Linked DNA regions of Homo sapiens: region 1 is linked to region 2. A link is an interaction called in ENCODE POLR2A ChIA-PET data of the cell type or tissue named here. Cell type or tissue: MCF 10A. All regions are shown on one strand. Each heading gives the region's core, and the rest is flanking DNA. Links, peaks and the distances in the headings are about the cores only. Region 1 overlaps ESR2 (estrogen receptor 2). Region 2 has its middle 16 kb from the start of ESR2.

Region 1 (2,918 bases), core at 97-2,596, 66 kb before region 2:
GAATTCCAGATGGTGGTGGGGCCACCAGTTGGTGGAGCAGTCAGAACACACAAATTTATAGGTTAAGTTTGCCAGCTTATATGGGCATAGTTTGTGGCACCCCAAAACAATTACAATAGTAACATCAAAAATCACTGATTACAGATCACTGTAATAGATATAATGAAAAAGTTAGAAATATTGCAAAGTGTTATCAAAATTTGACACAGACATAAAGTGAGCACATGCTGTTGGAAAAAATGGTACTAACAGACTTGTTCAATGCAGCATTGCCACAAACCTTCGATTTGTAAAAACATGCAGTATCTGTGATGCACAATAAAGCAACATGTAATGAAATGGGATGTGTCTCTACTCTTGAGCTTTGTGCTGGGATGCAGTTAAATCACTTAGCAATTGTTTGATCCTCCAGGCTTGCTTTTTTGTTTGGTAGGATCATAATGGCTTTTAGTCTAGGCCCACTACTGAGGCAATACCCTTCTGAATACTATAGGAAGGCTGAGAAGTGCCCAATACCCAGTGAACTGCAAGGTTTTTCCCACTGGCTGGTGAGAATGTGAACTGTTCCTGGCCCTGTGTGAACTCTAGGGATTGTTTCGCCCGCTCCTTTCTGATGGTTCTTTCCCTGTCCTTGGTATCCTCATAAGCATGGGCAGATTAGCACTCAGCTGAAGACTTGAAGAGGACTCTCCATAGATCTCCAAAATTCTTTGTGCAGCTCTTTCCCACTCAGTACTCTCCCCTCCAAGTCCTAGCTGCCTTGCTACCAAGGGAGACCACTGGTGTCTATTTGGGTTACCCTTTGTGATGGTTAGTCTTAGGTGTCAACTTGACTGGATAAAGGGATACCCAGATAGCAGATAAAGCATTATTTCTGGGTATGTCTGTGAGAGTGTTCCAGGAAGAGACTGGCATTAGAGTCAGTGGACTAAGGCCAGGCACAGTGGCTCACACCTGTAATCCCTGCACTTTCGGAGGCCAAAGTGGGTGGATCACTTGAGGTCAGGAGTTCGAGACCAGCCTGTCTAATGTGGTGAAACCCCATCTCTACTAAAAATACAAAAAATTAGCCAGGCGTGGTGGCAGATGCCTGTAATCTCAGCTACTCTGGAAGCTGAGGCAGGAGAATCGCTTGAACCCAGAAGGTGGAGGTTGCAGTGAGCCAAGATGGCACCACTGCACTCCAGCCTGAGTAACAAAGCAAGACTTCATCTCAAAAAAAAAAAAAAAGAAAGAACAGTGGACTAAGTAAGGAAGATCTGCCCTTAGCCAATGTTGGCAGGCACCGTCCAATTGGCTGAGTGCCCAGATAGAACGAAATGGCAGAGGAAGAGAATTCTCTCTCTCGGAGCTGGAACACCCATTTTCTCCTGCCCTTGGACATCAGAACTCCAGGTTCTCCAGCCTCCAGACCCTGGGACTCACACCAGTGGCCTCCCAGTTTCTCAGGCCTTCAATCTCAAACTGAGGGTTACACCACCAGCTCCCTAGTTCTCAGGTCTTTCCATTTACACTGAGCCATGCTACTGGCTTCCCTGGTTCACTAGCATGCAGACGCATATCATGTGACTTCTCAGCCTTCATAATTGTTCAAGTCAGTTTTCATAATAAATCCCCTCTCATTTATCTGCCTACCTACCTATCCATCCTATTGGTTCTGTTTCTCTGGAGAAACCTAACACACCCATCCCTGCTTTGCAACCTGGAAACTGGCTCCAGGCAGTAAACTGGACAATCAAAGGGCTCTCCTCGTTTGTGTCCCTCCTCCTGGGGATCACTGTTGTCCAATGTCCAATATCTGTTTTATATATTCTGTCAGGGTTTTAAATTTTAAGGCGGGGAGGCAGATTCCATCCCTATTTTTTTTTAAATTTAAATACCACAAATAATCCAGAAGAAAAAAGCCTGTACTTACAAATCCTTAAAACCTAGCATAGAAAAGACTCACTTAACCTAGCAGTGAAAATTGTCCCATTTTCGCCATAGCAATGCTGAACAGGATCAATTTATTTTGACAATTGTTATGACTACCAAGAAAGGAACTTCCTTAAAAGAAGATCTCTGGCCAGGCGAGGGCCCAGCACTTTGGGAGGCCGAGGCAAGCGGATCACGAGGTCAGGAGTTCGAGACCAGCCTGGCCAACATGGTGAAACCCCATCTCTACTAAAAATACAAAAATTAGCCAGGCGTGGTGGTGGGTGCCTGTAATCCCAGCTACTCAGGAGGCTGAGGCAGGAGAACTGTTTTAAGCCAGGAGGTAGAGGTTGCAGTGAGCCAAGATCGCACCATTGCACTCCAGCCTGGGCGACAGGGCAAGACTCTGTCAAAAAAAAAAAAAAAAAAAAAAAAAAAGATTTCTTAAACTTGGATTTACAGTAAACAAATTTTACTCGTTTACTGCCACAAGTGGTAATTACATCACATGTCTCCCTCGCCTTCTGTAATTATCTCAATGTGGCAGTTCTGTCATGCTGCAGGGGAATGCTGTAGCCTTCATCTTTCCCATTTGCACAGATGCTGCGTCTAGCTTTGACAACAACACAATATGATGTCTGGGAGGCTAAAATGCCTATAAGGAGCCTTGCCAAACAGAAGGCTTTATACTGTAAAGTGTTGTAACAACAAGCAAACAGTGCTTTCCGAGAAGCACTTTCCTGCACAGAAAAGAGATCTAAATTATTTCTGAAAGTGAGAGAAGCCCCATCATCTGGCATTTGATGATCTTCCATTGCCAAGATGGGAAGGTACTCTTCAAGCAGATCCTCCCTTTGACAGAAATGGCAGCACCTATGTGAGGTAATGTTGGTAGGTGGTTTGGAAAAGGTCAGAAAGGGTTGATCTTATTCCATGATCAATTTCAAATATCCTGGCTGGTGGGCCGGATGTGGTGGCTCACACCTGTAATCACGGCACTTTGG
Region 2 (2,918 bases), core at 325-2,824:
CGGGTGCAGTGGCTTATGCCTATAATCTCAACACTTTGGGAGGCCGAGGTGGGTGGATCACCTGAGATCAGGAGTTTGAGACCAGCCTGGCCAACATAGTGAAACCCTATCTCTACTAAAAATACAAAAAAGTATTGTATTGGTGGCAGGCGCCTGTAATCCCAGCTACTCTGGAGGCTGAGGCAGGAGAATTGCTCGAACCTGGGAGGCAGAGGTTGCAATGAGCCAAGATTGTGCCACTACAACCCTGGGCAACAAGAGTGAAACTCCATCTCAAAAAAAAAAATAGAGAATCTTGCGTCAAGTGAACTAAACAGAGGGAGATGTAACATCTCACTTAACAAGACTGGGTATAAACTGGGCATGGTAGCTCACACCTGTAATCCCAGCACTTTGAGAGGCCGAGGTGGGTGGATGGCTTGAGGCCAGGAGTTCGAGGACAGCTTGACTAACATGGTGAAAGCTCGTCTCTGGCCAGGCGCGGTGGCTCACGCCTGTAATCCCAGCACTTTGGGAGGCTGAGGCGGGCGGATCACAAGGTCAGGAGATCGAGACCATCCTGGCTAACACGGCAAAACGCCGTCTCTAATAAAAATACAAAAAATTAGCCGGGCATGGTGGCGGGCGCCTGTAGTCCCAGCTACTCGGGAGGCTGAGACAGGAGAATGGCGTGAACCCGGGAAGCAGAGTTTGCAGTGAGCCGAGATCACGCCACTGTACTGCAGCCTGGGCGACAGAGCGAGACTCCGTCTTAAAAAAAAGAAAGCTCGTCTCTACTAAAAATACAAAACTTAGCCGAGCACGCTGGCAGGTGCCTGTAATCCCAGCTACTCGGAAGGCTGAGGCAGGAGAATCGCTTGAATCTGGGAGGCGGAGGTTGCAGTGAGCCAAGATCGCGCCACTGCATTCCAGCCTGGGCGACAAAGTGAGACAAAGTAAGACGTCGTCTCAAAAAATAATAATAATAATAATAATAATAATAATAATTCTGGGTGTAGAGCAGCTTCAAATTTGATTAATTCATAAGCTCAATATTGTCATCAAATCTGTTCTTTCCATTGATTATGTAACTATAAAGATTCTGTTCCAAAGGTAAAATTTTATGAGTGCAGTTTGCCTTTTTCAAAAAATGCCGGAGAACTTTTTTTTTTTTTTTTAGACGGAGTTTCTCTCTTGTTGCCCAGGCTGGAGTGCAGTAGTACGATCTTGGCTCACTGCAACCTCTGCCTTCCGGTTTCAAGCAATTCTCCTGCCTCTGCCTCCCAAGCAGCTGGAATTACAGGTGCACACCACCACGCCCAACTAATTTTTGTATTTTTAGTAGAGACGAGGTTTCATTATGTTGGCCAGGCTGGTCTGGAACTCCTGACCTCGTGATCTGCCCGCCTCGGCCTCCCAAAGTGCTGGGATTACAGGCATGAGCCACCGCGCCAGAGAACTTTTACGTACAGTACTTTCCTTTGCTTTAGTAAGGCTAAACACAGTAATATTGCATCTCTCCTTCTTGACTGTATCCTTAAAAGTCCTTATTAGATACAACAAAAATTGCATATTGATTTCAAAATATCATTTATATCTCATTTATAGTATATTCAAAATACTTAACAATTCAATCTGTCTGACCTACTCCTATTTCCATGTTCCTGGTCATTTTCTGTCAATTACCAGTACATCCTTCCCCGCAAAATGGAGCCATTTTATCATATTAGATTTTTACTCACAGTTCTCTAAAATCATTTCAACTTATAGCTGTGCTTAGAAGATTTAAGGATGCTGAAATTACAGTGAAAGAATATTAACTTAGGAGTTGGTTCCAAAATAATTATGGAGCCCTAGTGACTTACAGGGGGTTAAGCAATACTAAAGAAAATTATTAATATTTTAAAATGCATTTAAAGGAGAACTTATATTACTTTACAAAACTCTAACTTAAATTTGTGTTTGGGCTTCTTGACGTTTCAAAACCTACTGTTTGATTCACTGCTGGTAGAACAATTTTGCTTTACATTTTAAAAGCCTACAACACACTGGGGATGGTGGTTCACGCCTGTAATCCCAGCACTTTGGGAGGCTGAGGCAGGCGGATCACTAGAGGTCAGGAGTTTGAGACCAGCCTGGCCAACATGGTGATACCCTGTCTCTACTAAAAATACAAAAATGAGCCAGGTGTGGTGGTGTGTGCCTGTAGTCCCAGCTACTCAGGAGGCAGAGATGAGAGAATAATTGCTTGAACCTGGGAGGCAGAGGTTGCAGTGAGCTGAGATCACGCCATTGCACTCCAGCCTGGGTGACAGAGGGAGACTCCATCTCAGAAAAAAAAAAAAAAAAAAAATTAGCCAGGCATGGTGGTGCATGCCTGTAGTACCAGCTATTTGGTAGGCTGAGCAGGGGGATTGCTTGAGCTCAAGAGTTCAAGGCTGCAGTGAGCTATGATCACACTACTGCACTCCAGCCTAGGTGACAGCAATACCCCATCTCTAAAAAAAAACAAAAACAAAAACAAAAAGACTTACTAAATAATGAAGTTCTCCAAACAGAAAGAAAATGATTTTTAAAAATGAAGGAATCTTGGAACATCAGGAGACAGAAAATATAATGAGCAAAACTGTGGGTAAATACAATAGGCTTTCCTTCTCTTGAGTTTTCTAAAATATGTTTGATGGTTAAAGCAAAAACTATAACACTGTATGATGTGGTTCTAAATGTATGAAGAGGAAATAGCTAAGATAATTATATAAACAGGGAAAAGTAGAGACATAATGGAAGCTAAGAGTTCTATACTTTACTCAAACTGGTAAAATGACATCAATACACTGTATTAAGTCATATATACAAAATGTAATACCTGGAGCAACCACTAAAAAAGCTATACCAAATATATATGTTTATCATCAAAAACTATAAATAATTCAAAATGG

The links. Peaks named below come from ENCODE experiments on the same cell type or tissue, not always from the same donor. Only the 100,000 strongest peaks of a DNase experiment are listed, where the experiment ranks them.
Region 1: POLR2A ChIA-PET joins it to region 2 with 5 read pairs; 5 of 35 experiments call an interaction of 5 or more read pairs at or near these places.

Annotation. Positions count from the first base shown.
Region 1 is chr14:64,243,185-64,246,102 of GRCh38, forward strand. The region is part of intron 7 of ESR2 (estrogen receptor 2); the gene reads right to left. Among named protein-coding and RNA genes, the nearest start is that of ESR2, 50 kb to the right of the region's middle. In MCF 10A, for the core only: no CTCF peak of the experiment used is centred there; a DNase peak (open chromatin) is centred at 1,307.
Region 2 is chr14:64,309,333-64,312,250 of GRCh38, forward strand. It overlaps a transcript of ESR2 not described here. Among named protein-coding and RNA genes, the nearest start is that of ESR2, 16 kb to the left of the region's middle. In MCF 10A, for the core only: no CTCF peak of the experiment used is centred there; no DNase peak of the experiment used is centred there.